Regions from separate parts of the Homo sapiens genome. Here region 2 is linked to region 1. Evidence: chromatin loops called from intact Hi-C (ENCODE). Cell type or tissue: A673. All regions are shown on one strand. Links, peaks and the distances in the headings refer to the core of each region. The heading gives the core; the rest is flanking DNA. Region 1 has its middle 10 kb from the start of ROR1. Region 2 overlaps PGM1 (phosphoglucomutase 1).

The links. Hi-C counts contacts between places; a loop is a spot of excess contacts. Peaks named below come from ENCODE experiments on the same cell type or tissue, not always from the same donor. Only the 100,000 strongest peaks of a DNase experiment are listed, where the experiment ranks them.
Region 2: it touches region 1 in a loop (2.1-fold over the local background); 19 of 110 quality-filtered maps call a loop at or near these places.

The regions. Positions count from the first base shown.
Region 1 is chr1:63,755,649-63,772,224 of GRCh38, forward strand. No RefSeq gene overlaps it. Among named protein-coding and RNA genes, the nearest start is that of ROR1, 10 kb to the right of the region's middle. In A673, for the core only: no CTCF peak of the experiment used is centred there; no DNase peak of the experiment used is centred there.
Region 2 is chr1:63,615,092-63,631,667 of GRCh38, forward strand. PGM1 (phosphoglucomutase 1) reads left to right here. Exons shown (of 11, transcript NM_002633.3): 2 at 14,334-14,496; 3 at 14,851-14,997; 4 at 16,566-16,576. Among named protein-coding and RNA genes, the nearest start is that of PGM1, 30 kb to the left of the region's middle. In A673, for the core only: no CTCF peak of the experiment used is centred there; no DNase peak of the experiment used is centred there.

The DNA of each region.
Region 1 (16,576 bases), core at 5,562-13,561:
TGGCCAAAATGGTGAAACCCCGTCTCTACTAAAAATACAAAAATTAGCCGGGCATGGTGGCAGGTGCCTGTAATCCCAGCTACTCGGGAGGCTGAAGCAGGAGAATCGCTTGAACCCAGGAGGCGGAGGTTGCAGTGAGCCGAGACCGCGCCATTGCACTCCAGCCTGGGTGACAGAGCAAAACTCTATCTTAAAAAAAAAAAAAAAAAGGGAAGAGCAAAAATGATACTACAGAGTCCTTAAGTTATTATTAGATGACCCTGTGTCATTTTCTATAGAGCAAAACCAGACTTCAGCGCTCTCCACAGAATCTTAGCCGTCATTCTGGTCCAAATTCCTCTTGGTCCAGACAGTGGAGGTACTTTTCTGAGGTTGCACTACTCCTAGAGTGACTACCCATCCTAATTTGCACTGAAATTCTCCCCTCCCAGGAAACTCCTGAGTCCTGAGCAAGTCAGGATGATTGGTCACTCACAATGGGTAGGTAAATGTTTTCAGATTCCCAAGTCTCCCTGATTCCAGAATACTACTTGTTAACCACACTGGCACTAAATGTAATCACGAGTTAGCTTCTTTGCCCCTCCAATCTTAAATTTTCTCATCTGTAAAATACAGAGAATAATACTGAACTCAAAGAAATGTTGTATGGATTAATTCAGAAAATGCGTATAAAGTGCTCACTAGATTATAGATACCATGACTATTATTATTACTTACCAGGACTAGAAGCAGGTTATCCTAGCCATCCAACTAACTCTCTATTACCCTTGGTGGTCTCTGGTAGGATTAATAAATCATCATTATGGGAATTTTCTGTACATGAAATAAAGATGTCATATTATAATTGGAAATTTTTGTAAACTTATATGCCCCCCCCAAAAAAAGTGTAGTGAACGAAAAGTTTTTGCTGTCTATACTAAAAACCTCACCTTCCAAGAGGAATTTAGTCTATAGCTGAGCTATACCCAAAAGATTTCTTTTTTAGATGGTGAGAACAAGCTGCTATCAAGTACACTATAAAATGGAAGGATTTAGATGATTCTGGCACCAAGGGTTTAACTAATGTTTATGGCAGGAGGGAATGACTGTATTTCTTATATCATATTCAGTTATGTATAATAAAGTCTATTTTGGATCTAGCTACCCTCTGACCATGTTTTTCTGTTGTTGCTGCTCCTGTCCATGCAAATATGCTCTATGGCATTATATAGAGAGAAGAACAAAATCTGGCATTTCATGCTAGATTTAGAAGCTGCCTGTTCCCCTGTTGCAGTGCTCTGAGGGGGTGTTTGAACTCTGAAACCCTGAAGACTGATTCCCTCAAACAGACTCTCTCTGTATCTCAGTGGGAAACTCTCTGCTTCTCTTCTTCAGTTTCTTCAGCTGTAAACAGGAATCCAAATAATTCCCTCTAGCCCAGGGATTCTTTGAGCTGGTCTGTAAAGTTACAGAGAGATGAAAAACCCTGTAGTGACAATGCATGCCTAGTGTTGCTGTGAATCTATAGCTCAGAGTTCCATGAAATTAAAATTAAAAAAAAAAAAAAGATACAGCATCCAAGAGGAAAAGCCCAATGTTCTCTCTGCTCAAACTGTGGTAGTTTGTGCGTAAATATGGGGAATCAATTTCTGTGCAAGTTCCTAGGGTGATCTTGTAAATGTTTTTCTCCTCTTTTCTTTAAAGGCAGTCCTCTCAGTTTGGTTTTTTTTTTTTTTTTTTTTTTTTTTTTTAGGATTCCCTACACACATCTCTCCTTTTTTTTTGTAATAAAGAAAAAAAAATGAATACAGCTTCCTTGCTCATTGTGGAGAACAAATCTGTATCTCTTTGGAAGCTTGTTGATCAAAAGATTTCTGTCATCTGTGTGTAGTACAGTTCTCTGAGGGGAAAAGGCAGAGTAATCAAGAATGCTTCTCTTCTGAGAGGAAAACAGATGTACTGTGTGTGTAATGGGACTATGTTTTAAAAACAAAGTCAAGAGCCCTGGAGAATGATAATAGTGATCTCTCTGAAAATGTGTGGAGATGATGGTAGCTGGAAAAGATATCCCCACATTCCAGAGTTTTTGGTGTCTGTGGCAGAAAGCAGAAGAAATGTGTCAATAAAAATCTGGCACTTATTAGAGAGATAGGGAAGTCTGGAGTAAATAGTGGACTCTGAGTACAACAAGAAAAGGAAAATAGAAACATTTCTGTACCCCAATACCAACTTCTACCTTGGGTCTGGTGGTACCTGTGTTTACTATTTAAAATTTATAACAGGTATCCTTAAAATGATCATTGGATTTTGAGGAGCTCCCTTCCCGGCTTGATAGTGTTTACAAATCACACCAGACAATAGATCTTTAACTCCATTACTAAAAAGTAATAATAGAAAATGGGTTTTGTATATAGTACATTTTCTCTGGGGGAATGAAATCCAGAATAATATTGACCACAAACATTTCACTGTTTAACAAAACAAAAATTGTAGAACACAAAGAATCAGCTGATTCTCCTCCCATGGGTGGCTCTTCCGTAGTTGTGTATAACTGTCTAGGGCAATTATTCTCATAGTAACCTGTTTAATAGTGGCAAAATCCAGTATAATCAGAATACTTAAAACTTTAGGTTATTCTTTGTGTTTTGTAGTTATGAGGACGGACAAATGGGAATATGTATCTGTTTCCAGAATTTGGTTTCCAAACATGTTTTTAGATTGGATAGTACTATATAGTTTCATTGCAGGCTTCCTGATTCAATGTTTACATTGAAAGAGGAAAAATATTTTGTACTGACAGAGAATCAAGAGCCGATGTACTCCAAGGTCTCAAGCACACGTTTTAACTTAATTTGTATGCAGTGATGGACTATCTCAGAGCCGAAAAGTGATCTGTATTCACTAATTGTAGGTGGTTTGGTAGGTTTTGCATATAAAAATAATGTTTGATGTGTTACTGCTGTTGGGTTTCCCCTCTCTCTTCCTGTATTTTGTGTGTTTACTTCATGGGCTCATTTAAGGTTGAATGTGGAGCTATCTCAAGTCCTAGGCTGCACTGGTTTTTACACCCATAAGTTTCCTTAGGAAATTTAATGTGGCTCTTAAATTCCACTGTTGGAGCACAGGTCCATGGAAACAGGGCAGTTGCCAGGTAAATTTGATTAAGTTAGAATGTCACGTTGGATTATTTGAGAGTCAGGACCTCCAAAATATATCCACTTTGGTGTTAAAAAAAAAAAAATCCTGACTGCATATCTACATTCTGTAACATGCCGGAAGGTTGCCAGATCTCCACTTCAATTGGTGTGTGTATAAACTGCTTACATATGCAGCCTAAAGGGAGTGATTTCTGTTGAGTGGTTGGCCGAATGTCAACACAGCTAATTGTCATTTCTAGATAACAAATCATAAACACGGTTGGTCCCTAGAAATGAAGGTTAACTGCATGGGGCAGAATGGTGTAAAACGTGGGTTGCAAAAATCAATGCCTGCAGAGGCTAGGTTCCTGTGATAATGAGTGAGGTGGGCCTGGTGTCAAGGCGTGAGGAAATGATGGGGACTGTGAGGATCTGAGGGGACCCGCCTCATCTGAAGGGGCACCTGCTCCTCAGCTCTGGCTCTCCCTTGCCCTTCCTCCATGAGGGCTCCGTGTTGCCTGATCTGTTAATTTTTTGCAAAACAAGCAGGAAATTCAGACTTTTATTTGAAATCTCTCAAACTCTAAATGTTGGCTTGAATTTCTTAAAACACAATGCACTCAGAGTCTAAAGACTTCAGAAGGCCATATATGGCCACTGGCTGCCATTTTGAGACCCCTGAATTAGGCGATTCTTTGAGAAGAAAAGAACCTCCTGACTTCCCACTTACAGGCTTTTTAGCTTTTTTTTTCCCCCCAGAAACCTCAGTGGGTGTTTTTTTTTTTATAACAGAACACTAGACTAGGAGTTGGGAGGCTGGATATGCCAACTCTCCATTTCCTAACTTCATGACCCAGGGCAAGCCCTTAATTTCTTACATCCTTGGCTTTATAAATCTATCAATTCATAATATATATTTCACTACTATCTCACAGATTAAATTCACCCAACTGATATTTATTGAAAATGTACTTGAGCATATCCTATTTTATTTAACCCTCAAGAAGTCTTTATGAGGTAGATATTTCTAACATATGTGTAGAGATAAAGAAACAGATTCTGCAAACTAAGGAAATTGCTCAAGGTCATAGAGCTAATTGGTGATGGAGTGGAAATTCAGACCAGACCTTCTGATTTTTAGTTCTGCTTTCCATTGCAAAAGCAATTCTTAAAATAGATAAAAAGCTAAAATCCATTTAAATCATCATCATCATCATCATCATCATCATCATCATCATCAACAACAACAACAACAGCAACATTATTTTGCCCTTTTCTTATCCAGCCTCTAAATACTGACTTTATAAACAGAACCTGACCAGGTCAAGCTACTATATCTCTATAGGTCTCAATGTTCTTAACTCTTAAATGGCAGGAGCAAAACTTGAGCAGAGGCAAATTTGCATTTTGAGGGCTGTATTTAGCTTAGTAGTGTTTGGTTGGGCCTAAACGCATTTTTTTTTTTTTTTTTGAGACAGAGTCTCACTGTGTTGCCCAGGCTGGAGTGCAGTGGTGCGATCTCGGCTCACTGCAAGCTTTGCCTCCCGGGTTCACGCCATTCTCCTGCCTCAGCCTCCCAAGCAGCTGGGACTACAGGCGTCCGCCACCAAGCCCTGCTAATTTTTTGTATTTTTAGTAGAGATGGGGTTTCATCGTGTTAGCCAGGATAGTCTCCATCTCCTGACCTCGTGATCTGCCCGCCTCGGCCTCCCAAAGTGTTGGGATTACAGGCATGAGCCACCATGCCTGGCCATGCATTTTTTTAAAAAGCAGGTTATTTATATATAGCTGACATAATATAAAGCAACATATTTTAAGTGTACACTTTGATAAATTTCATCACATGAACACACCCATAAAACCATCGCCACAATCAGGATAATGAACATATCTATCACCCCCAAAAGCTTCCTTATGACCTTCTGTGATCCATCTGTGTCTCTCCACACCTTGTCCCCAGGTCACCATGGATCTGTTTTCTTTCGCTATACATTTATTTGTTTTACACAAATGGGATCATATAGAATGTACTTTTCTTTATGTCTGGCTTCTTTCAATAAGCTTAAATATTTTGCTATCCATGCTATGGTGTATATCATTATTGGTTCATTTCTTTTGATTGCTGAGTAGTATTCCACTATATGAATGTACCATAGTTTGTTATTCACTCACTTGTTGATGAACATTTGGGTTGTACCAGGTTGGGGCTATTAAAAATATAGCTGCTATGACCTTTTGAGTATACGTCTTTGTATGAACATATCCTTTCATTACTCTGGAGAAAAAGCCTAGGAGTGATTTGGCTGGGTCCTATTGTAGGTGTGTATTTAACCTTGTAAGAAACTGCCAAAATATTTTTCAAAGTTCTACCATCTTAGTTTCCCACCAGCAGTGTAAGAAGAGTTCCAGTTTCTCCCAATTCTTGTCAACACTTGGATGCAGTCTTTTTTTCCATTCTAATATGTAAGCAGTGTACCTTATTATAATTTTAATTTGAAGTTCCTTAATAATTAATGATGTTGAGCATCTTTTCATGTGTTTATTTGCCATCTGTATATCTTCTTTGGAGATGTATCTGAGTCTTTTGCTTATTTTTATTGTGTTGTTTGTTTTTTAATTATTCCTTGAGTTTCACAGTTTTAGCTTTTACATTTATGCTTTAATTTATCTCAAGTTAATTTTTCTTTATGCTATGGAGTACAGATTAAGGTTCATTTTTTTCCCAGTTGGTTCAGCATAATTTGTTAGACTTTTATTTTTTCATTGAATTATATTGGTGCCTTTGCAGAAAAATCATTGTCTATATATGTGTGATCCTATTTCTGTACTCTGTATTCTGTTCTATGGATACGCTTTTCTGCCTTTATGGCATATTTATAGTATTGAATCTTTTAAGGTGTATATAGCTCTCCCCTTATTTAGGTCTTCTTTCATGTCTGTCAATAATATTTTGTAGATTTTCAGTGTAGGGGTCTTTTTAATTCTTTCATAAACTTTATTTGTAGGTTCTTTATGGTTTTTGGTGCTATTGTAAATAAAATTTATTTTAAAATTTTATTTCCAATTGTTTATTGCTAATATATAGACATATGATGGATTTTTGTATATTGAACATGTATCCTGAGGCCCTGCTAAATTCACTTATCAATTTAGTAGTAGGGTTTTAAAAATGTTGTTGTGTTAGGCCATGTGAGGTAGGTCACACCTAATTCTGGCATTTTGGGAGGCCAAGGCAGGAGGATCACTTGTTGCCAAGAGTTCAAGACCAGCTTGGGCAGCAAAGCAATACCCCTTCTCTATTAAAAATTAAAAAAAAAATTAGCCAGGTGCAGTGTGGCCCGTGCCTGGAGTCTCAGCTACTTGGGAGGCTGAGGTGGGAGAATCCCTTGAGCCCAGGAGTTTGAGCTGCAGTGAGCTGTGGTCACACCACTGTACTCCACCCTGTGTGACACAGCGAAACCCTGTCTCAAAAAGAACACACACACACACACACACACACACACACACACACACACAACACCAAAACCCCAAAATGTTGTTGTGTTGATTCTTTTGAATTTTCTGCGTCCACTATCATTACCTACAAAAAAAAAAATAGAATTTTACTACTTTCTCAATATTTTTGCCTTTTATTTCTCTTTCTTGCCTTATGCAACACATGCATGACATGGCGAATACCTCCAGTGTGATATTAAATATAAATGGTGAAAGTTTACATCCTTTGCCTTGTCCCTTACATTATGTGGACCATTTTTAATATTTCACCATCAATTATGATGTTAACTCTAGGTTTTCCTTAGAAGCCATTTTTTTTTTTTAAGGCAGCCTCTCTCTGTCACACAGGCTGGAGGGCAGTGCGTGATCTCGGCTCACTGCGATCTCCACCTCCTGGGTTCAAGCAATTCTTGTGCCTCAGCCTCCCAAGTAGTTGGGATTACAGGTGTGCACCACCACGCCTGGCTAATTTTTGTATTTTTAGTAGAGACAGGGTTTCACCATGTTGACCAGGCTAGTCTCAAACTCCTGGCCTGAAGTGATCTGCCTGCCTCAGCCTCCCACAGTGCTGGGATTACAGGCATGAGCCACTGTGCTTGACCCCTTTTATCAGATTTTTCAGAGGTTCTCTTGTATTTCTAGTTTTATGGGAACTATTTTAAAATATATAAATGGGTGCTGGATTCTTTTTCAAGTGCTATTTTGCAGTCATCATTGGGTGATTTTCTTTTCTTGAAACGTCTTTTATCATAATGTTTTGGTGTTTGGGACATAGAAGCTTATACAATGAATTAGGAATTGTTCCCTCCTCTCTTTTGTGAAAGAGTTTGCCCAATGTTGGAATTATTTCTTCCTAAAATACTTGATAGAATTCACTTGTAAAGTCATCTGGGCTAGGGATTTTCCTTGTGAAAATGTTTTAAATTAAGATTTCAATTGTCTTTTATAGGTACATAGCTATTTATGTCTTTTATTTATTCTTCTATCTATCCATTGTGGTGAGTTGTGTTTTTCAAGGAATTTGTCCATTTCATCTACAACTTTATGTGTTGGCATAAAGTTATTCATAATAGTCCCTTGTTGTCCTCTATTGTCTGTAGACCCTGTGGTTATAGTCTCTCTCTCTCATGCCCTATGTTGGTAATTTGTAGGTTTTTTTCTCCTCTTATTTTCTTTGATATCACTAGGAGTTTCCCGATTGTATTAATATTTTCAAAGAACAAACTTTCATCTTTGTTGATTTTTGTTTATTATTTACTTGTTTTCTATTTCATTAAATTTTCTTCTTATCCTCATTACTTTCTTCTGCTTATTTTGGATTTGCTTTGCCCTTCCTTTTTAAACTTGCTAATATGGATACTTAAATCATGATTTTAGCTCTTTCTTGTTTTCTAATATAAATATTTAAAATCATGAATTTTCCCCTTCATACCGCTTTAGCTGCATCTCTCAAATTTCAATAGGCTATGATTTCCTTATCATTTAGTTTACATATTTTCTAATTTTTCTTGTGAATTATTCTCTGGTTCCAGAGTTATTAAAAATGTCGATTAATTTTTAAATGTAGATGGATTTTCTACATATCTTTTTGCTATTGATTTCTAATTTACTTGACTTGTGGCCAGAGAATATAGTCTATGATTTCAATCTTTTGAAATTTACTGAGACATTGTATGGCTTAGCAGATGGTCTATCTTGATGAATGTTATGTGAGTGCTTGAAAAGAATGTGTGTTCTTTAGCTGTTGGATGTAGCGTTTCATAAACATCTACTAAATCAAGTTAATTGATAGTGTTCCCATCGCTTACATACTTACTGATTTTCTATATTCTTGCTCTATCATTTACTGAGAGAAAAGTACTCAAGTCTCCAACTGTGATTGTTCATTTTCTATTCTCCCTTTTGTCAATTTTTGCTTTTTAAGCTCTATTTTTAGGAACATACATATAAACACACGAAAATTTAGGATTTTTATGTGATCTTAATGAATTGATTTTTAACTCTTTGTCTTCTTTCTTTTTGTGTTTTTAACAGTGTCTCTTTTTAATTTTATTTTAAAAATTCTAAGTTGACACATAATAGTTGTACAATTTATGGAGTACATAGTGATGATGTGATACATGTAATGTACTGTTCTCTCTGATGATATTAGAGCTATGATAGTTTTTTAAATGATTACTGTTTGTATGGTACATCTTTTTTTATGCTTTTGCTTTCAGCCTATGTCTTTATATTTCATCTGTATGATCTCTTGAATGCTGCACATAGAACCTGTACTTCCCCTCCCAATAACCTTGGACTCTGCTCCCATTGAAAGAACCCTTCCACGAAGCTCACAACAAGACCCCATCAAATTTGAAAGCTATACCTGCAGTCCATCCAGTTACTTAGATTCCTCATGCCAAGAGACCCATCACTGAATAAAGGAATTACCATCCTTGCAAGAGTAATTACCCCAATCATCAGCAAGGGGATGCTGTTTTTTGGACAGTAATTCTTTGCTACACATGGCATGACCACACAGAACCTTTAGAGATCTATCCTGTGATTCTCTGATTGATGGTTGCCATTAATTTCATATAACATCTTTCCCCACTGCAGACACCCTCCAATAACAAAGGGGTTCCTGGCTTAAATGGGCCAAAGCAGCAACAAGTTGGACAACAACTCATACCATGGCTTGGTTCTGTGGAAGAGCTTTTTCTTTAATGCACTCGCTGTGTCATAGGGAACTTCTTCTGAGCGTCTGACCTTTCATTTACTCAGTGTATTCTGGGTCAGAAAACTGGTCCTGGCCTAGAACCGATAAACTACCGTGATATTTTACTAGGGAAGCTGTCTTCCACCTCCTTGATTTCTTTTAGCCAAATGGTTTGAACAATGCCCTTGTTGGCTGCCTACACATCCATATATCTTGCCCCTAGGAATGCTGTGTTCTATTAATATCTCCAGGCTACCCTGGTGGCCTCTCCAATCTCACTGCTCATCACATTGATTGTGTCCATGCTGCTTTCACCTGGCCTTTATTTTGGGATATTATCATCCTTATTACTATTAGCAATCCCAGTTTCATAACAGCATTTCCTACCTTAAGCTCTGGCCTGGCCTACAGAGGAGAGCCACTACTGAGCTTCTCAGTGATGCCAGTGTCTCCCATAATCCAGTCCGCTTTTCCACATCTATTTCGTGATTTCAATGCTTTCAATATTTAGCTTCATGACCTTAAATAACATATAGCTACATCTTAATATTTCAGTGGCAGGTATTACCTATTGACTTTCCACTATAAAATATGACCTCTCTTTTACAACCACCACCACCACCACCACCACCATACACTTCCCATCCTTCTGTGCTCCCATTATAATTAGATCATAATTTTGGTTAGATTCAGTGTTTATAATAGTATGTCTATGCAATCTCTATCGACAGCTAAGCCATGTAATATACTATGTTTACATTTGTCTTTTTTGTATAACTTCTTGTATTCCATGGAACTAATAATTGTCTTATATTTGTGTTTGTTTAGTGATATCTATATGCTCATTACTACTTCATTCCAAAACTCTTCCTCAAAAGTGAAAGTCTCTTTCAGGCCTAAATCCATCTAGTAGTCTATTCAATGGTGACTTCTCTCCCAGAGCCTTAGACCTGTTCCAATCTTGGCTAATTTTCTCTAATTTGTTATTTTGGTTTCTTCCTGGAACCTCCCTTCCTTCTTATCACTTTGGGAATTTCCTTCACTTATCTTTTTCCTAGATTTCATGTTTTTTTTTTTTGTTTTTTTTTTTTTTGGTGGGGGAAAGTGTTGCTTTCTTGAGTAGCTAGTTTATCCTCTGTTAGTGTCTTTAGAAAGGGTGTATGGTAGGCTGAGATCTCCATATCTGAATCCTTGAAACTTGTTAGTATGCTGTCTTATACAGCAAAAGAGACTTTGCAGATGTGATTAAGGTAAAAATCTTGTGATGGTGATATTATCCTGGATTATCCAAGTGGGTCCTATGTAATTTGAAGAGTCCTTGTAAGAGAGAAGGCATTGTGAAGATGGAAGCAGAGAGAGTTGAAGATGCTACACTGCTCGTTTTGAAGATAGATATTATTCTCAGCTCCAAGTTCACCCTTTAATATATGCTTTATGATAAACAATGGAATTTCTTTAAGCATTTCTCCTTTAAAGTGAGCTTTTAAAATAGAGGGCTCTGGAGGGATATTGCAAGAGGAAAAGCCTTCTTGCAGTTTCCAGCATGGGCCAAGTGGTGTGGGTGTGAGAACATTTGATGGAGGCTGCCTCAGCCTCAGGCCCAGAACCCACTTTCTCTGCAATCTTCTAGCCTTGGCCTGGTGATAATATTTCTCACAGCCTTCTTGACATGAAAACCAGAGCCTCGCCAGGCACAGTGGCTCACGCCTGCAATCCCAGCACTTTGGGAGGCCCAGGCGGGCAGATCACCTGAGGTCAGGAGCTGGAAACCAGCCTGGCCAACATGGTGAAACCTCATCTCGACTAAAAATACAAAAAATTAGCCAGGTGTGGTGGCTAATTGTGTGCCTGTAATCCCAGCTACTTGGGAGGCTGAGGCAAGAGAATCACTTGAACCCAGGAGGCAGAGGTTGCAGTAAGCCTATATCGCGCCATCGCACTCCAGCCTGGGCAACAGAGAGAGACCCTGTCTCACAGAAAAAAATAAAAAGAAAGAAAGAAAACCAGAGCCTGAGTGTGGCTTGCATGCAGTCATCAGTGGTTGAGGGGGTCACACACTGAGAAGCTGCTTCTTCTGTAAGTCCCTAGAGCCCACCTGCAGCCACAGGGTGGGAAGAGTACACACAGAAGCTGCTGCTTCTTTGCAAGCTCCACATTGCCCACATGTTTTGAAGGCCTCCTGCCCACACCAGACTTTCACTGCATGCCCATGCCATTAGTTGCTGCTCCCCAGCTAGAAATTTAGGAAATTCCCTTTGCATTTCTCCTGAGGGTGACCTATCATTTGCCTTACTCTGGCGATATCGGCAAACTCCCTTACTGTCCAGTGGTTGACCATGCCTTCTCCAATGAGGTCTGAACCCTTTCCAAGTGTGTAATTCTTTAAGGAATCTCCCTTAGGGTACCATAGATAGTTGCTTTATATTGTATGATTATTCTTTATATCATAGTTAATATTTCTTTCTTTCTGTTAAACTTCTGCTTTATCTACTGTGTGGTTTCTATCTCCTGATTGGACCCAGATTACTACAGTAAATTTTGACACAGGTATATACCTGTGAAACATCATCACAATCAAGATAATGAACAAATCCATCACCCCCATAAATGAATGTCTCTATGCCCATCTGTCATTCATCCTTCCATTTCTTTGACCCCAGGTAAACAATGACCTATTGTTTGGTCACAGTAGATTAGTTTGCATTTTCTAGAATTTTATATAAATGAAATCGTGTAGTATATATTCTTTTAAAACTCTAACTTCTTTCACTCAGCATAATTATTTTGTTATTCAACTACACTATTACATACATTATAATTTATTTATTGTGTTTGCTGAGTTTTATTATATGTCTATACCAGAGTTTTTCCACTCACTTGTTGATGAACATTTGGGTTGTTTCCAATTTTTGGGCCATTACACATGTAACTACTGTGTATTTTCATGTGTAAGTCTTTGTGTGGACATATGCTTTCATTTCCCTTGGGTTAATACCTAGGAGTGGAATGGCTGGATTATATAGTAGATATAGATTTAGCTTTTAACTGCAAAACTGTTTCCCAAAGTGTCTATACCATTTTATATCCTCATTAGCAATATATGAAAGATCCAGTTGCTCCACATCCTGGCCAAAACTTGATATGGGTTATCTCTTTAATTTTAGTCACTGTATTAGGTATATAGTAGTTTCTGATTATGGTTTTAATTTGCATTTCCCTGATCATTAATGTTGTTGAGCATCTTTAAATGTATATTTTTTGCCATCCATATATCTTCATTGGTGGTGTCACTTCAATTATATTGCCCATTTTTAAAAGTCAGGTTTTTAGTCTTCCTATCATTGAGTGGTTAAGAGTTCTTTGTATGTTGCAGATGTAAGTTCTTAGTCAGACATAAGTCTTTAAAATATTTTCCCCTAGTCTGTGGCTTACCTTTTTATTTGTATAGCAATTTCATGTTTTTTTTTTTTTTTAATTTAAGTTCTGGGATACATGTGCTGGACGTGCAGGGTTGTTACATAGGTATACATGTGCCATGGTGGTTTGCGGCACCTATCAACCTGCCATCTAGGTTTTAAGCCCCGCATGCATTAGGTATTTGTCCTAATGCTCTCCCTCCCCTTTCCCCCAACCTCCAATGGGCCCCGGTATATGATGTTCCCCTCCCTGTATCCATGTGTTCTCAAACAATGTCTTTTGAAAAGCAAAAGATTTTAATTTTGAATAAGTCCAGTTTATCAAGTCTTCCTTCCTTCCTTCCTTCCTTCCTTCCTTCCTTCCTTCCTTCTTTCCTTCCTTTCTTCCCTCCTTCTTTGTCTCACTCTGTCTGACACCATCTTGGCTCACTGCAACCTCTACCTCCTGGGCTCAAGTGATTCTCCCATCTCAGCCTTTTGAGTAGCTGGAACTACAGGTGCCCACCACCACACCCAGCTACTTTTTGTGTGTTTTTGTAGAGATAGGGTTTCGGCATGTTGCCCAGGCTGGTCTCAAACTCTTGAGCTCAAGCAATCTGCCCACCTCGGCCTCCCAAAGTGCTGGGATTATAGGCATGAGCCACTGTGCCTGGCCTTATCAAATTTTTCTTTTATACTTCATGGTTTTTGTGATGTCAAAAATCTTTTCCAAATCCAAGATTTTCTAAGATTTTCTCCAATGCTTTCTGAAGTATTATAGTCTATAACGTCTTGTAATAGCTTCACTAACAATCCCTTATTCTTAAGTTTCTTACTTATGAATTTCTGATGACACTACACATATTATTTTTAGTCTTCTTTTCTACTCATGTACAAATAGACCTAAGAGGCTAATGGAACAAAATATATGAAATCAAGATTGTGCTAGAAATTCAGGTTGTATGATCACCAAATTTATGCTTCTCTCCTATCTCATAATATAGTTTAGAGAAAAAACAATAATAATAACAATTTTTTGAGTAAGTAACATGCTAAACACTTTTTTTAAAAAAATATATATTTCTACAGAGATGAGGGTCTTGCTATATTGCCCAGGCTGGTCTCAAACTCCTAGGCTCAAGAGATCCTCTCACCTTAGTCTCCCTAGTAGCTGGGATTATAGGCACAAGTCACCATGCCCAGCTCCCCAAACACTGTTTTGTGACTTTTGTATTCAAAGTATAAAGTACATTATTTTATACTAAAAATGACTTTATATGATTGGTTCTATTATCTGTCTCTCTCTCCTTTTAGCAGGTGAGAATGTTGTATCATAAAGAAATTAAACAACTTGTTCAGGTCATCTAGCCAGCTCCGTTTGATGTTAGAGTCCATTCTCTCTCTCTTTTTTTTTTTGAGATGGAGTCTCGCTCTGTCGCCCAGGCTGGAGTGCAGTGGTGCAATCTCGGCCTACTGCAAGCTCTTCCTCCTGGGTTTACACCATTCTCCTGCCTCAGCCTCCTAAGTAGCTGGGATTACAGGCACACACCACCATGCCTGGCTAATTTTTCTATTTTTTTGTTTTTAGTAGAGATGGGGTTTCACTATGTTGGTCAGGCAGGTCTCGAACTCCTGACCTCGTGATCCGCCTGCTTCGGCCTCCCAAAGTGCTGGGATTACAGGCGTGAGCCACTACGCCCAGCCCGAGTCCATTCTCTTAATCACTAACAATAGTAGCTAATAAATATTGGCTGCTTACTGTGTAACTGGTACTATGTTAAATTCTTTACAGGTATTAACTAATTTAATCTTCAGAACAAAGCTACAGGTAGGTATTATTATTATGCCTCTTTACAGATGAAGAAACTAAAATACAGGGACCCAGTACTCACAACTATTAAGAGCAGAGCAGGATTTGAATCCATGCAGTCTGGCTCCTGAACTCTTCCTGGTAAGCATCACACTACACCGTTTCTCCAAGAATAATTAATGGTTGTATTTGTTGGGTAAATCAAGCGGATGGCCCAAATGAGTCTCTCCCACCAGCAAGTTTTTGAAATGAAAGATAGTTTTCTATTTAATGCTCCCCTTGGCACCTGACCCCAATGATTTACTATTGCCCTGCTCTTGTTCCATTTTCCCACTATGCCTTACAGTGATAATAAACAGAACCGTGTGTGCCAGTGCAAGAGGCCAGGGGAGATGAGTGCCTCTGTAAGTAGCAGGAGCCTCAGCCAGTACCTCAGGTTGTGCCAGGCCCCTGGGAAGTGAGTAGCTTCACCTGGGTTCTCTTATCCATTTGTGTCAACTTCTGGCTTCCTAAAAGAGAGGGCATGGCCAAAAGAGGCTTGTGAGAGGAACATTTAGATTGCTTGGAGCTTTTATCATAGCCCACCAGGGGTTTGAGACAGTGGTGTATAGTGTAGAGAGATATTTGACTTGGGATGGAGTCCTGCCTTTTTGCTTTAATTTTTTGACTCTGGGCAAGTTTTAAAAACTCACTTCACTTAGCCCATTTGTTAAAAATGGGCTAAGACCAACCTTATTTTGATGATATAAGTAGGTTCATGCAGTAAATAATAATAACGATAATATCTGCCATTTATTAGGTGTCTCTCTGTGCCAGATACTCATAAAAGCACTTTCTAAGAGTTAACTCAATTAACACTAACCACAGCATGAAATAGGTGCTATTATTATCATCATCATTTTACAGGTGAGAAACAAAAGTACAGGCAACTAAGATATTTGTCCATAGTCACTCAGCAGAAACCAGAGAAGCTGAAGCTTGAGACCAAGCAGCCCAGCTCCCCAGCCTGTGCTCTTAAACATTGGCATTTACTGAACTTGCATAAATAAATAAATATACATATACACATATATATATTTTGCATATTATATATATTTTACCTCTTTTACTTTTTTAAACAGGAAAAGCCTTTTCTAACACCCCCCCACCCCAGCATTTTTTTTTTTTTTTTGAGATGGAGTCTTGCTCTGTTGCCCAGGCTAGAGTGCAGTGACGCTATATCCACTCACTGCAACCTCTGCCTCTCAGGCTCAAGTAATTCTCATGCCTCAGCCTCCCGAGTAGCAGGGATTACAGGTGTGTCACCACGTCTGGCTAATATTTTGTATTTTTTTGTAGAGATGGAGTTTCACCATGTTGGCCAGGACGGTCTCGAACTCCTGATCTCAAGCAATTCACCCACCTTGGCCTCCCAAAGTGTTGGGATTACAGGCATGAGCAACCGTGCCAGGCCATTGCTAACCTTTTCTTTGGAAACTTGTGTGCTATAGCTAAACTGAAGGAATCTGGGATGATTTGATGATGGTCCTTACCCAGGTCTGGACTGGTAGGTCTAGGTCCTAGTTTTGGCTCTGGCCAGCTTTGGGCAAGGCGGTTTCACTCTCCTAAGTCCCACATGTCTCCTGTATAAAATGTTGAGGGGGGTGTACTAGTTAATTTCCAAAGCCCTTTCCAGGTCTCACATTCCTTATGTCTATGATTCTGTGATTAAGTTCCTGGAAGTTTAAGTACTGATAAAAGTGCCATTAAGTTCTGTATACTCAGCACTAGCAGCTGTCTGTTACCTAAGATACCTGGGCCTAGGAGTTATAGGGTGGGGGCTGGGGGCAGGGTGGGTGGATGAGAAAGGCTCCTTGTCTGACAACTGTGTGTATTGACTGTAGACAACAGAGGACTGCCCAGCACTGTGCAGTGTAACTGAGTATCCTCTGATTTCTGGGCTGTGATATACTAAGACTGACCATCAAAGACTGTTTCCCAACAAGAGAACCTTGTGCAGTAAGTTCCTCAGGCAAGAAGCGAGATAATTGGGACAGGATTGAATAGATCTCAGGCAGAG
Region 2 (16,576 bases), core at 5,005-13,004, 140 kb before region 1:
CCTCCAGTGCCTGGACCATTGGAGATGTTTAATCAGTATTTATCCACAGATAAACCCATTGCATCTATGCCCTCCTACCTAGGCTTACCTGCTTTCGAGATCAGGGGATGTGTTAGAAGGATGTGATCAGTCCTTATCAATACCCTTTCTGTTTTTAGTAGTTTGGATAACATTTATTGAGTGTCTACTATATGGCCAGGCATTGTGAGAAGCATTTCACACATACCTTTCCTCATTTACTTTCAGAACCTTCTAAAGGAGGCTTCACTCTCTGCATTTTATGGAAACTCTGGCTTACAAGGACCCCATCGAAAAGGATGTTCCCTCTTTGTGGCCACCTTCTTTCATGTCCTTTACAGCCGGACATCCTATTTTGGCCAGACCATATAATTGAAAATGATCTTAATAATGAGACAGACAGAAAATAACCTCACCATTTCTCTCCTCTTCTTCTTCTTCTTTTTTTTTTTTTTTTTTTTTTTTTTTTTTGAGACAGAGCCTTACTCTGTTGCCCAGGCTGGAGTGCAGTGGCGCGATCTCGACTCACTGCAATCTCCGCCTCCCGGGTTCCAGCGATTCTCCTGCCTCAGCCTCCTGAGTAGCTGGGATTATAGGCCCTGCCACCATGCCTGGCTAATTTTGTATTTTTAGTAGAGACGGGGTTTTACCATGTTGGCCAGGCGGATCACTTGAGGTCAGGAGTTCTCTCCTCTTCTTAAAAGCCCCAGAGTCCCACCATATTTTAATTATTTGATGGAGGGCCAACCACTGCCTGCCACAAAACTTAAAGGGGCACAATTTCCCTTGTGATCTTGGTGAAGGGAGCCCATAGAGTTGTGCAAGGCTGCTCTGGGCAGAGGTGAGTGAAGCACTGCCCCTTACGAGGCTGCTGGCAATCTTGCTTGTTTTTCCATTTTCCACCACAAGAGGGCAACATATGACCATGAATGATTTGAAAATAAAGCGATTCCTTAACTGGTTCTCTTTTTACCAAAGAATTTTAATAATTGTGCTCCTGGTAAGTTAGAATGGGGAAAGTTCTTCTGTTAGCGCCAAGTGAATATTCTTAAGGGATTGAAATTCAAATTGTCTTGAGAATTCTCCAAAAAGGAAATAAAAGACATAGAAAAATGTTATATGAACCACATAAATGGCTGTTTTTATAGGTCAAAATGTTTGAATATGGGTCATTTCTGATAAAACAGGAGACTCCTTCACACGTGCCTTACTTATGAAAAGGGGTTCCTAAGCCTTGCACATCTTCAAATTGAGGAGATTGTTTTCAGACGTAACCACATGGGTTCAGAATGGCAATTATGCAGATGGAGAATGCCTTCCATGGCTTCTTGTCTGCCCTGTGAGTGCTCATAGCTCTCTTGTAGGCTCCCAGATGAGTACTTTTTACTCCATTTTAAAATGATTTGTTGGCTTATCTATCTCTCCTTCTGCACCAAAAGTTTCTTGGCAACTTGAGTCTTCCTGAGGTGTACAGTGCCTGGTGAAATGAATACAACACATCGGTCTATATAGGACATATTGGGTAGATGGATGGGTGAACAGATGGACAGCCAACTGACGCGTGCTAAAGGTTGTACACTCTCTGAGGCAGAGGCAGCTGTTATGTTTGTTTTTATTTTCAAAATCTACTTCAGGAGTCTCTGTGAACATGGGATTCTGTAGAGCTCTAAGCCATCTGGCCCTTGTAATTCTTCTGACCTTGTACCTTCTTCCAATTTTAATGTAATTTCTCCTTTTCTTTAGAGAACATTTCCTAACTCTACTAAAATGCACATAGCCAATGGCCCGTCCCAATTGTTGGGTATGAAACACGCCTGCTTGTTTTCAGATTCAGAGCAGTGCTAAAGGCTAATACTTACGCAGGGCTTGCAAAGCACTAGAACCAGCTGGTGCTAAGCTCTTTACATTTGTAAACTCCTGTCTCTTAATACAACAAATCTATGCAGTAGCTACCACTTTCAATCCCTGTTTCAAAGGTGAGAAAATAGAGGCACAAAGAGCCTACATCCCTTGCCCACGGTCCCCTAGTCAGAAAATGGTACTCGGCCTGTCTCCTTGCTGTGGACTGAGGGAGCTCAAAGGAGAAGGGGAGGAAGTGTTCTCTCTTCCTTTTCTTGCCTGTACTGGACAGCAGGTGAGGCCTGGCTCACAGCTGGCAAACAGGACCCAGGTACTACGGAGCCCTGGTCAGCCCTGTAAAGAGATGTAAGCAGCTATAAGTAGCAGAAGCCCAATTAGGGTTCAGTGAGCCCCTATGAGGCCTGACACACAAGGACTGCACACAGAGAGAGGGGCGTCTCCTGCAGCCACAGGCAGTGGTGGGGCAGATGGACTTCAAGACCCTGAGACACATTTTGGGAGGCCAGGCGGGCAGATCGCTTGAGATGAGGAGTTCGAGACCAGCCTGTCCAACACAGTGAAACCCTGTCTCTATTAAAATTACCAAAATTAGCAGGGCATGGTGGCACACACCTGTAATCCCAGCTCAGGTGGGATTGAGGCTGAGGCACGAGAACTCAGGAGGCTGAGGCACGAGAATTGCTTGAACCTGGAAGGCAGAGGTTGCAGAGATTGCACAACTGCACTCCAGCCTGGGAGACAGAGTGACTCTGCCTCCCCACAAAAAAAAAAAAAAAAAAAAAAAAAAAAAGACCCTGAAACAAGAGGAACCCAGGCAGCGTCTCCTGGTTGTCTCAGCACATCTGTTTCATTTTCCTCTCTCTCTGCTGACCCATTTGTCAATGGAAATTAGGTTTCTCAGTGTGTGTGGTTTTTTTTTTACAAACTCATTTAATCAAGCACCTATGAATATTTCAAATTTTTAAGTCAAATATTTGTTTTCTTTTAAAATTCCTTGTCTAATAAGGAAAACTTTTCAAGTATTCAAGTTGTTCTCATGTAATCAAATAATAACAGCAGATCCTTGTACAGGGCATACTATAGCCACCCTGGTTTCAGAACTATCTGTAAATTGCTTCATTCAAACTTGACTACAACAAGTAAAGTAGAGCTGCTATCATTATCTCCATCTTGACAGATGAGGAAATGGAAGCACAAAGAGGTTAAGTAACTTGTCCAAGATCATATTACTAGTAACTGGTAGAATAAGGGTTCAGACCCTGTCACTTTGGCTTTAGAGGCCATTCCCTCAAGTACTATAGTATACTGTCTGCATGTGATGACTTAAACTTATAAATATAATACAGTCCAAGTTTTCTGGAATGTTCCACTAATGTTTATAATTTTGATAAAATTCTTCTCATAAAATTCTTCTCATACCTCCTTAAACTTAAAATCCTGTCTAAATAAGTAACACAACCTGCACTTAATTATAAACTGGAACCACAAGGCTAATCTTTAGATAAACTAATATCCCACATTTCTTAAATGTATTTCAAATGCCAAATATACCTAGTTTTCCCCCCCTTACTCCAAAAATATTAATACTATGTTCATTTTATTATTTGTATCCTATGTGATATATTTCATCATCTGTACACTTAATTTTAAGAGAGTATGTTTTAAAATGCCTACTTAAAAAACCATTCTCTCACCTCAAGTGATGAGGGGTTACCTTTCCAGTTGAATTGGGGTGACACCAGCTGGGTGAGGTGTGGCTCGGCCAAGGGTCTGGATGTGGAGGCACCGAGTCCAGAATACCAGCGCCAAAAGGGATTCTCCAGTGGCTTGTGTTCCCAGCCCCTGTTCCCGATTCTCAGGTCTGATGAATCTGCAAGCCCTACCTACGTGAGAAGATTCATCTAACCTATTTTCTGCTTGATACTATTTCGAATTCTTTTCTGATTCTTCCCGTACATCAGATCCACAACTCTTAGAGATGTATGAATGATCCCGAGTTGGATCCTGCATAGCTGTCACGGACTCTCACATATTGTCAGGCTGTCAGCAGCAGTTCTGTGGATATTCTCATGCCTCAACTGTTCTTGCCCCACAGCTCATAAGTTTACCTGTCTTTCTGGTTCAAGGGCTAACCTAATCTGGCTAGTACACTTTTGAGTCCCAATTCTAGATTCCAAGGAGAGAAAACATGAGTGGTCCAGCTTTAGTCAGGGGTCTACCCCATTTGCTCATGGCCTGGAGTCAGGGTCCTGGAGTAGACACCTGGCCTCAGGCCTTCACTCTCATGGAATAGTTGGGGGACAGTTCTCAGAGAAGAGAGGAGATGAGTAGAAAGCACAGTATGGAAAAAGGGTCAGAGGAAAGAGGTTGTTCAAGGAGTATCTTCACAGTAGGAGAGGAAAAAAACAAAAGCAGTGCTCAAACTGGGCCAAGAACTCAGAGTTGAAGTTGTGTGTAGAAAGCTGGCAGAGGAACAGTGCTGGACAAGATCACATTGACTGGGACCCTCAAAGCCACCCCAGCTAAGGATGGGACCCTTTTTGCAAGCCTTGGTTAATCTTTTTCCACTCTTATTTCTCCAAGCCATTCAAGGCATCACTGCCAGCCAGTCAACTTTCCAAAAACATATTGGTTTATATTCTTTTTGCTTACAAATTTCCATAGTTCCCCAGCACTTTCAAAATAAAGTTTAGCACGGTTCACAAGGCTCCATAGACTTGCCCCAACTATTTCTCCAGTCTCATCCCTGTCACTGCAACCTCTTCAGAGCCGCAGCTCTGTAAACACACCTTCAGGATAGCACCAAGGCCATCCCGCTATGATGGCTCCTTTCTGATGTGAACTTTTTTGAGAACAGAGGCCCATCCACCTTTGTTTCTATCTCCAACCCCACTCAGAATGTGAGAAAAAAAATTGTATCTTTACATCATTTTCCAGTTCATAAAGGCTTTCCTAGACATTAACTGAGGCAATCTTCGCAAAAACCTTGGGAGAGAGGTATTATTTCATGAAGAAATTGAGGCTCAGAAGGACAAGGGGGCTGACAATGACCGATAATCTACCTTATACCAGGCACAGTACTGGGTGTTTTCACATGTGACCTGTTTTCAGTTTTCTGAACAAACTTCAGAGCTATCCCCATTTTATAGGCTCAGATGAGTTAAGTAACTTGCTCTAGATTGTACCTCTCATACATTTTACAGTGAAAGATTTGAGCCCTAGTTGTATCTGGCTGCTGAACCTGTGCCCTTCCCGTTAGAATGTAGTGCCTTGCCTGGGGCTGAGCATTTACTACCTGCTTAGTTACTGGTGGCTGGAGAAATGAATAACCGTTTTCCACTCTTGGGGACAAACACTTCAAGCCCTCTGGAACAGGCACCTGCAGCCATCACAAGCATAGGGCCTTGGGCTGGAGTGTCTGATTAACCCTGCTGCTTTAAGCCAAATTTCTGCCTTTCTTTCTAGTGCTTATGCCTGGAAATAGGGTTATCAGGCTCATCCCTTATGCCCACTCCTGGGACATTAGCTAAGAAAGAATTCTTGGTGTGAAGAGGTGAACCCATTCAGGCCAGCCCTCACATGGGGCCTGGGACACCATTATTAACTGTCCATTAAATATTTTTTAAAGAAACATAGAAAAGAAAGAGTGAATAAAGGATTGGTAAGTCTACGGTTTCTGCTATGCTCTACTGGGAAGGTATCACTGCTGATGCAAATGGAAGCTGGAGTCTTTGCAAGGCTGGGAGCGAAGGGGTTCATAACTCTGCCATTGTGAAATTGATTGGACCCAAGACCAGTATGAAAGTTCCTTGTCTGAAGGGAGTAATCCTTAAATCCCCCATATGGTTTAAATGTAATTTGTGTCATTGTGAAGGAGTACTGGCAATGCAGGCGAATTCATTAGGCCAAATTGGGTTCGCTATGCTCGACAGTAACGTTTCTGAAGATGAAGTTCAACCTTTGCTGGAGAGCTAAAACAAATGAGTTTCTTAATAGCTGCCCCACTTAGTCTGAGTGTCTTAGGAAGCTTAATGTTTTTAATGTCTCTTCTTTTTTACTATACTTCACAGTCCATCTAACATTGCTGCTTCTGGTAATATTTTTATATGGGGTTGAGTTCTATAGTGTTCATAAAATTATGATCAGGCCCATTTTTAGAATAGAAGCTTTTCTAGGGCAAGGATTATGTTCTTTTGGTATAGTTTTGCATATTGACAAACACCATGCCTGGCATGTGTCGTTGCTTAAAATGTTGCTCTCGTAATTCTGCCCTCAGAAAGAACTTCACCGAGAGACTGGGAGGCTGCCAGCAGAGACTATGCTGGAGTGTGGTGTATTATGTGGGCAGAGAGGCTTTGGTATGGGATGTGGGAATATCCTTGTGCCCAAGTACCCCCAAATTTACCCTGGGATTTCAAGATCTCATTAAGAAAACTACCAATTATGTGGTTGGCTGCTCTGTTATTCCAATGAAAAGATTATTGGAATGATATTTTATAAATCTGGATCTATTATCGGATATGTCAAGACACACATGCCAGCCTAATTCACAAGCCCATATAAAACCAGGGAAAACTTGGCACAGAACTTACAAAATAGGAATTTAAAAAATCATTTATAGTACGTTGAAAAACAGTGGTTATGTAAACTGTTAATAAAGCATGCTTGCTTTTTCAATTAATTTCTAAAGAATTTGACTTTTAAAAACAAATTAAGAGCCCAAAATAAGCTATAAAAAGTAGTCGTCTTTTGGCTGACTGGTTTTCAACATAATAGATGTGTTTTGTGAATTGTGTTAATGTTATGTCTCGAGGTATTTCCTGCACATGGGCCAGGCCCATTTGTCATTTGAAGGGGCTCCCTTGCCAGTGGCCTACTTTCTGCTTGTGAGCCTGTTATTCCTGCTGGTCTTGTGCAGAGCAGCCCCGGAACACAGCGGCATTCTTGACAGAGGGCAGTTGGCAGCTACCAGTGCCTGTCTACTTTCGGATGCTACTTGACAAGTTAGTATAAAAAGACTCAGATTTTGTTGCTCAAGGGATGATTCACTTTTCCCTTCAAAACCTTAATTCCTCAGTGCATGTTTGGTCTGTTGTCCAGGCTGGAATACAATGGCACGATCTTAGCTCACTGCAATCTCAGCCTCCCAGGTTCAAGCAATTCTCCTGCCTCAGCCTCCCAAGTAGCTGTGACTACGGGTGCACGCCACCATGCCTGGCTAATTTTTGTATTTTTAGCAGAGACAGGGTTTCACCATGTTGAACAGACTGGTCTCGAACTCCTGACCTCAGGTGATCTGCCCACTTTGGCCTCCCAAAGTGCTGGGATTACAGGTGTGAGCCACCATGCCTGGCTGAGAACACACATGTATGTATTTAAATAGATCATTAATAAAATCTCAGGGATCAAATGGAATTAGATATGAAATTTATTTAGGTAAAATATTTTTAAACATCCTAGTTTCTTCAAATACAAAGGACTTAAACTGCTTCCCTAAAAACATTTTATTAAAAGTCAAGTATGCTTAAAACTGAGAAAATGTTAAAAACGAATCTCATGTTCATATTATTTTTCTAAATAAAAACTCGATCCAACCCTGTGTACTCAGAAAAACATATGTATATTTTTTCCGTGTTTTGCTTACATTTTTAAGGACTTGGTGCATCCTCACGCCTGTTTTTTTGTATATTCAAAGGAATGACCAAGCTGTTGGTTATTCAGGGCAACTTTGGAGGTATCTGTTCTTCTAGAACTGAACACTGTTTTCTTAAATCTTTGGTGGCCAATGAATAAATCTGTTAGATAATTTTTTTCCTGATAGATTGCATGTGTGAAGTAAAAATAATTTCTTAGGTTTCAAAATGACAGTGATGTAAGAAAACCAGGGGTAAATTAAGCTCCCTCACTTCCATTTTAAGATTGACCTTTAACTTGCTAGGTGGCATGGGGCAACTTTAGCTGCAGATGGCCTTCTCAGAGATGAATGCCCAGAGAGGCTCTGGTTTAAGGGATGGCAGGAGCAGTGAGAGCCACACCAGGGTGTCTTGTTCACAAATCTGCTTCGTGGGACTGCATTTGCCCTCTTTGCCTGGGCTCTGAGAGTGGAGCCTGTCAGCCACCTGGTGTTTACAGCTGAAGTTGGCTGCATGCAGCACTCCTTGGAGCTATCTCTACCCTAACGGGGAAATGAGACAAAAATAATTGAAGGGTATTTGGCTTGGTTAAGTGGGCAGAAGTGTCCTCATCAAAACAACTTTGAAGACCTGCTTTGTGTGTGGGTGCGAGTGGGTGTGTGGCCCTTAACTTGTTCACAAGGGACAACAACAACAAGGAATTAACCAAGCTTTCTCATTGAGAGTGATCGTCCATGCAAACCCTCTATTTTAGTTACTCATACGACACTGTTGCAGCTTCAGGTTGGACAGACCTATTTTGGAGTCCCTTGACTGCTTTCTGGACACCCTCACTGAGCCAGTCGGTGGAAGTGAAGGATGAGTGATTTTGAAGAATGGATTTCTGGGACATATAGAAAAATGGAAGAAGGTCCTCTCCCTCTGTTGACTTTTGCTACAGCTCCCTACCACGATCAGAAACCAGGAACAAGTGGATTACGGAAGAAAACCTATTATTTTGAGGAAAAGCCATGCTATCTGGAGAATTTCATCCAGAGTATATTCTTTTCCATAGACCTAAAAGATCGCCAGGGATCATCACTGGTGGTTGGTGGAGATGGGCGGTACTTTAATAAATCAGCAATAGAAACAATAGTGCAGATGGCAGCTGCCAATGGGGTGGGTATATGATAAGTATTGTTATGTTTCTGGCTCTCCAAATAACCTTAATTTTACAGAAGTATACAAACGTACAAGGATTTATATGTGGTATACACTTCAATTCTACTAACATCCAGCTAAGTTTCATTGTAACTTCAGTGATTGTATATTGTGAAAATACTTCAGAAATTACATTAGCCACACTGGGATACAGGAATGTTAAGTTCAGCTTCTTAGGTATTATGCTGTGTTCTGTTGCTTGACAAAGTACCTGTTGCTTTTTAGACATTTAAAGCACACTCCCGGTCTTAAGCTGTTTTATCTACATTCTAACTAGCTTCAAGGGGCACCCTGTCCTGTGTAAGAGGGCTCTACTGAATGGTGGAGAGAAGAGGATTTTGTTTTCTTTCAATGGCTTTCTTGTTGAAGTTCAGTCACTTGTCAAACAGGAAAACAAAAGCCAGGGCATGCTGTTGTTTATGGATCCTGGTAGTCACGCAGAAATGCTAGGAGGGGTTGGAAAATGTTAGGTGTGAGCCTTTTGAGGGGACCTGTTACAGGGGCACCTGCTTATAATGACCTTGGACACAAAGAAGCCGTGCGCATGGTGAATTTGTGCAGCAGGGTAGAGATAATAACTCCTGTAAGACTATAGTATGAGGCGGCTCTGCTAAACCTCTGCATCGTGAAAAACCGTGTTGGCTGGATTAAGCAAATGAGAAGGAATATTGTACCAGAACGCATTGATCTTGATAATCTAACAATTCGTGCAGCCCACTGGTTTCCAGGAAGGTGGGCATCAGGACATTGATGTTTTTGCTCTGCAAATTCCTCAGTGGGACCAGAAATACATTTTTAGTGTTTTAGATAATGATTAGCAATTAGTTGGAGCACATAGTCCTTCAGTACCTGCAAATTTTAAAATCTGGTGTATTTCTTTTCTGGAAGAGATTCTGATTCTTGGTAGATAAAATGTAGTATTGCAACTAAGTGTGTTAGACATTCATTTTCAGTGTATTTTCAAAATATGCTGAGCAGGTATGTTTGCAGAAGCAAAATTAAAGCAAAACAAAATAAAATGTACCACCACACTAAATTTTAAAGTGTTTGTAGATCCTGTTGTTTATAATTAGAGTTTTCCTGATACTCAGTTTCAGAATCTGAATGCCTCTCATGTAAAAGTTGCTGATAAAGCACTCAAATATGAAATTATTATGAAGCATACACATTTTTAAGATAAAATGTGACATGCCATAAATTTTTTCTTTGAGGAGAGCTGCAAAGGGAACAGTATTAAGATGCTTTTAATCTTTTGAGAGGGAACGAATGGAACATTATTTCTCCACATATATCTAGACTGTTGAGTGGATCTGGTACACTGTCCCCTTTGCTGTGATATATTTGGCTCCATTTCATTTTTGTGTGGAGCTGAAGAATGTGGAAGAAGTGGTAGGAATGTGTAATTCAGGCACACCCTACAGACTTTCTCAGATTTGCCCTCTGAAGGTTTGCTAAATAATACATTTAAGTGATAATTGACTAAATATGGTAGCTGCCTATTTGTTAGAGCTGTTGGCAGCCCAAGCAATATTTTCAAGTCTTTTCAAGGTAAGCTTAGAGGTGAGAGCCACCTTATTAAAAATAGCACTGCATTTAAAACAGTCATGCTAACCAACTGAATTGCTTAAAATATTAGTGGACTGGATAAAGCACTTCAATCGGATGCGCTTTAAACCTGTGAAATTCTAAAGGGTTTGATTTCTTCTCTTTCTAACATATCCTAAATTCTGACTGTTTTAACATGCCTTTGATTGTGGGTGGGACTGCAGGGAGGAAATCTAAAGGAAGGATAATTATTACCACAGATTTTGACAAAAGTCAGTGCTCCTTTCTCATTTTCTTTAATACCCACTGTGCCCATAAGCTGATTCTTGGAGGGCTTTTCAGCCCACTGAGCTAAATGGAGATCATTTTATTTTTTTTCCCTTTACCATACTTTATCTGGTGCATTTATGGGTTATAAGTTTCTCTTCATTTTTTATTTACATAGAGCTCTCTGCTTTTAAAGGACGTTTTATTGCACAAAATAAGATATTGACGGGCCCCTTTTAGAATATTGATATCTCATTCAGTCCCCAGAGCTCTAAACTGAGAGGTAAGTTTAGAGGTAAGAGCAGGACCCATGTGCATGATTACAGGACAAAGAAAATGGAACTTGTTTTTTAAATAACCTAAGAAAATACCAAGCCCTGTTTTCAATTAAAAGGAATATTTAAAGTTTACTCCCTGCCATGTTTGACTATTAGATGTTTGGAGAACAATGAGATACCCATTTTGGTGGGGAGGCGTGAGTTTTAAGGAAGGAAGTCGTGGGAAAGGAAGGCAGGCAGGGGAGGCCATTTGAGGATGGACTCTTAGTGCCTGGCTGAGGGGGTTATCTCTAACTTGGGAGCCAGGAAAGGTAAAATGTACATAACATCAGATTTACCATTTTAACCATTTTCAGTGTATGGTTCCCTGGCATTAATTACACTCACAATGTTTTACAACCATCACCACTATCCATCTCCAGAGCCTTTTTTAAAAATCATCCCATACAGAAACTCTGTACCCGTTACACAATCATTCCCCATTTCCACTCCCACCAGCCTCTGGTAACCTCTGTACTACTTTCTGTCTTGATGAATTTGCCTATTCTAGTTACCTCATAGAAGCAGAATCAGACAATCCTTGTCCTTTTGCATCTGGCTTATTTCACTTAGCATGATGTTTTCCAGCCTTATCCGGGCTGTAGAATGTGTCAGAATTTTATTCCCTTTTTTTAAGTTAAAAAATATTTATCCTTATGACCTGGCAGTCACATGAGAAAAAAAAAGAAAAAAAAAATTATCCTATATATGTCCTTCCAATCACATCCATATCTATAGATTGCAATGTCATCTTTGAGTACAGTGACAAATTCTTTAAAAAGTTTTAGTTGTGGTAAAAACATGTAATAAAATTTACCACCGTAACCATTTTTAGGTGTATGGTTCAGTGATGGTAACAAAACATTGTTGTGCAGCATATCTCTAGAAAGTTTTCATCTTGCCAAACTGAAAGTCTGTGTCCATTGAACAACTCCCCATCTTTCCCTCTTCTGAGCCCCTGCCAACCACCATTGTATTTTGTGTTTCTATGGTGTTGACTTCTTTAAATACCTCATGTAAGTGGAATCATACAGCATTTGTCTTTTGTGACAAATGCTGTATGACAAATTTCACTTAGCATAATGTCCTCAAGGTTCATCCATCTTGTGGCATATGGCAGGACCCCCCCCCCCCCACACACACACACACTTTTAAGGCTGAATAATATTCCACTGTATGTATACACAATATTTTGTTTATCCATTCACTTGATGATAGACGTTAGCGTTCTTTCCACCCTTTGACTTTTGTGAGTAATACTGCTGTGAAATTTGGTGCTTAAGTGTCTGTCTGCGTCCTGCTTTCAATTCTTCAGGTATATACCTAGAAGTGGAATTTCTGGGAGGGTTTTGGAGTCAGAAAAGGGACACAGAATTATGATTTAGAAAGATAAACTAGATGGGTTTGAGTAGGTCAGATGGATCCAGCCAGGGTCGAGTAAGAGAGAATCATGTGGGACAGAGGCAGGGGAGATTGAGTTAGGAGCTGTTGCAGTGGTCCAGGCATCTTTAAGGGAAGGAGGGTAATAGAGCAGTGTCTCTCCTGTATCAGATCGAGAGCAATATTCCTGAGGGTGATTCCCAAGAAAGAGCCTGATCTGGAAGGGGAGTTCTTCCACCAGATGTACCTCTTCTTGGGCTCAAGAGAGAAGCTACCTTGCTTCTATCTCTCAACTTTCCTTCTTACTCTTACCCCTGGCATAATCCCCTCAGCCTGGAACCATTGCAAATCTCACCATAAGGAATGGTAGAATTAAGGGGTGACATGGGTGGTGTAGCTTAATATCACCAGCCTCTCCTTCCACACCAAATACAATCTATATAAAAATTGGTATGCTTGGTGTGTAAATACAACTCGACAAGCCACCCCTAAACCCCTCCTATGGACATTCTGGAACTGCCCGAACATAGGCTTTTATTCTCATCACAACCACACCTGGAAACTGCTGGAAGGTGAAATGTCACTGTGTTGAGTCAGGACGTTTCAATACTTTCCCCCACCATGGCCGCTAATGTGCTGTGTGGCCTTGTCGTGTCATCTACGCCAGTGTCTGCCATAGTACCTTTCCATTAATGCTTGTTATTATTGCTGCTGGATGGAGGCAAGAATGAATGAATGGGCAGGATCATGATAACTCTGGACCTCAGCTTCTTCATGTTTGCAGTGGTACTTGGGAAGAGCAAATGTGGGAATGGATCAAAAGTACCATGGGATGTAGAAAGCACTCTGTAGCTCAGTAACAATCATCGGTTTTGATTTCACACTATCTGCAGGTTCCTGTAGTCTAAAAAGCAGCCTACTGACAGCATCCACCCTGGTGGTTACCATTTCCTGGGGAAGGCAGGATATAACCAATATATTAGGGGAGCTACAACAAAAATTGTTCGGAGATTGACATATGAGAGCCAAGAGGTAACTGAAGGGAACCAGGTGCTCCTTGGGAGGTGGTTGGTAGTGGAGTGGTTGACGGTTTTCAATGGGCTATGGAAGGGTGGCAGAGCCAACAGTCCCAGAGAAACTCTCCCCAGGGAATCCAGGTATCTCACGGACATTTTCAACACTAGAAACACATCTTCCACCATCAAGTTGTTTCTTCAATCATGTTTATCTTGGGTGAAGCAAAAAGAAATAACAAATGGAAAATGTAAAAAAATCCCTGTTTTTTAAGAGGAACTGACAGCACCTCAACCTTCTTTTCCAACTTGAGTCATGTTGAAACAGATATAAATTACTGTCATTTTAGCAAAAAAGATTTAGGAGCAGTACTGATACCATCTGTAAGAGATATGGGAAGGTAAGTTAAGAATGCAACAGAAGTCCCATCTGTCGCCCTTTCATGTAGGTCATTCTGACTGGTTTACTCAGGAATAACTCCAGCATTCTTGTCTTAGGCCCAGGAGGTAACCCAGGTACACTGTAACAGAAGTAGGTGTGTCTTGCTTTGAGGAAACCCACTATATGAAAAAGCCAAGCTTGACTGGAAAGATAAATTGATGAGTCATTTTTCAATAATCTTGATATAAAATTTGCCCTTTTTACTTTAAAAAAGCCTTCTCTTTGGGTAGAATCCCTTTAATTAGCTAAACCTTTTCTTTTCTCCCGTTGTGGATTGAAAGTATGATTGAATTGGATAAAAATGTGGGTTTTCTCATATTCTTTCAATGCATCCAAATTGTGGCCCCGATCTGGAAAGGCTCTTTTTAATATGCTGTGTTTTCATGCTGGAGCCTTACAGTGCACACAGACCACACACTTCTAAAACTACAAAGTCCCGAAAACCATCTGAAGGAATTTGTTCAACATTGCTGATTCTATTTCAGTAATATGGTGGAGACATCCAAGCTGCAGATTTTTATTAAATAAAATCTTTTCTTGTCCAACAGATTATTACTATTATTTTTTTGTCCATCTGCCTGTTGTCTTGGTGTTGTTTCTGAGCGGTGACTCTGGATGTATTGATGTTAAAGAGTGTGTTCTGGATTTCTTCTCCTAGATCGGTCGCTTGGTTATCGGACAGAATGGAATCCTCTCCACCCCTGCTGTATCCTGCATCATTAGAAAAATCAAAGCCATTGGTGGGATCATTCTGACAGCCAGTCACAACCCAGGGGGCCCCAATGGAGATTTTGGAATCAAATTCAATATTTCTAATGGAGGTGAGTTTGCTGTCATTTTGAGGACAGGTAAGTTTACATTCAGTAGGACAAATCAATACCTGGAGCCTTGGGAGACCAGGGTTTTGGTTCTGATCCTTTGCAGGGGGTAGGGAGGTGCTCTTTGCTTCCTTTCAGTGACAGTGAAATGCTTCTCATTTGACTGTACCTGAATATGAAGAGCCATGCGCAAATCTTCCTTAACATGATATTTTCTTTTAGAAAAATCCTGCTACTTTGCTGACTGAATGATGAAATGGTAGATGTGCTAGTGAAGAGGAACTGATGAGCTTTGGATTCTTTGTATTTCCATGTGAGCTGCACGAAGTAACCCACTGTTTGCTGTTTGGTTTCCAGGTCCTGCTCCAGAAGCAATAACTGATAAAATTTTCCAAATCAGCAAGACAATTGAAGAATATGCAGTTTGCCCTGACCTGAAAGTAGACCTTGGTGTTCTGGGAAAGCAGCAGTTTGACTTGGAAAATAAGTTCAAACCCTTCACAGGCATGTTTACTTTCCTCCTCTTTCTGCCCACTCCTATTTCCAAGTTGAGCGATTTTCCTTTCAACGTTTTAGTAGAGGGTCTTCAGCTTTGGAAAGATTTCCGTGAGTGCTCTGTAAGCTTTGCAAGTGTTAGTTAATTAACAAGTCTGGAATTAGGTTTGGGAGACCAGAGACCTGGGCTCCCTGGGCCCTGCCAGGGATCAGCTGCATGACATCGAGTAAGTCATTTCCAGCACTCTAGGCCTCAGTTTTCATGCCTTGACTAGAAGACCTGCAGGATTACATTCATAGTTAACTTTTATTGACCTCTTGCTACATGCCAAGGTCTTTACACGTGTTAATCCATTTTATTCTCACAGTAGATCTGTCAGGGCAGCACTGTCAGCATTCACTATTATAGATGAGGAAACAAAGGCTGAGAGAGATTAAGTAACAGGCTCAAGGTCACAGTCAGTGAATGGCAAAACGAAGATTTCAACTCAGGTTTGAATGATTCGCAAGACTACACTTTCCATTTTAGTTTTCCTCATTCAGTAAAATCAATCAGACTATTTTGGGGGGACCAAATTGCAACTCCCTACATAGGCAGCTGTGGCTAACATTTTGTTGTTGAATTATTGTAATAATTGACAGAATAAATATTTATAAAAGTATTCAGATTAATAAAATGAGGATGAGATGATTGGCAATGAACTTGCATTTTGACTTTGCCCTAACATGTTTTCTTTCTTCTGGATTGCAACTTTATGGAATGCATTTTATTAGTCATTTAGTTCCTGGCTAAAGGATGGATTGCATTTTTTTGTTTGAACCTACTCAGGGAGAGCTGACAATTGCATCCTAACAAAGATAAAGTGACACTTTGGTCATCTCGAAGACATTCTTGAGGTTCAGAAGATTCCAGTAGGGAGTTTCTTAAATTCTTCATATTTTGAAAATGTTCAGAACCCCTGAATATCCAGCAGTTTTGAAAATGTTCAGAAGCCTTGAACATCCAACAAGAACAACAATACTAAGTTCTTATATTTATATAAGTTTTATTTTTGTTTTATTCCTTAAGCAGTACCTGTGAAAAGTGATTCATTAAAAAATTTCATTTTCCACTTAGTACCATTAAGTCTTGATGACAATGGACTTGGAAAAAGAAAAGGAAAGAAAAGTGGGGATTACATTTTCTACTCTCTATAACACCAAAACACACCTCTCAAGATGACGAATGGGGAAGCACTGTGGTGGCATAGCAGAATTTATACAACCTCTGTTGAAAATCCCCTGTGTGCCTCATCCAAGCTGTGTGGGCAAGTTTCTTAACCCTTCACACGTCGAGTTTCCTCATCTATCAAATAGGACTAATAACATTTACCTCTCAGGAAAATTGTTAGTATTGGGTAAGGATTGGTAGTATTAGATAGTATCGGATATCACTTAACAGCCGTATTATTGGAGCTGTTCAATAATTGTCCTTTTAAAATAGCAATAGCAGGTTTACAGCAATATAGTCACATCAGAATATAATATTTCTAAATGTGTTTAATCCTTCCATCTTTTGATGTTGCTTGTTCTCACAGTGGAAATTGTG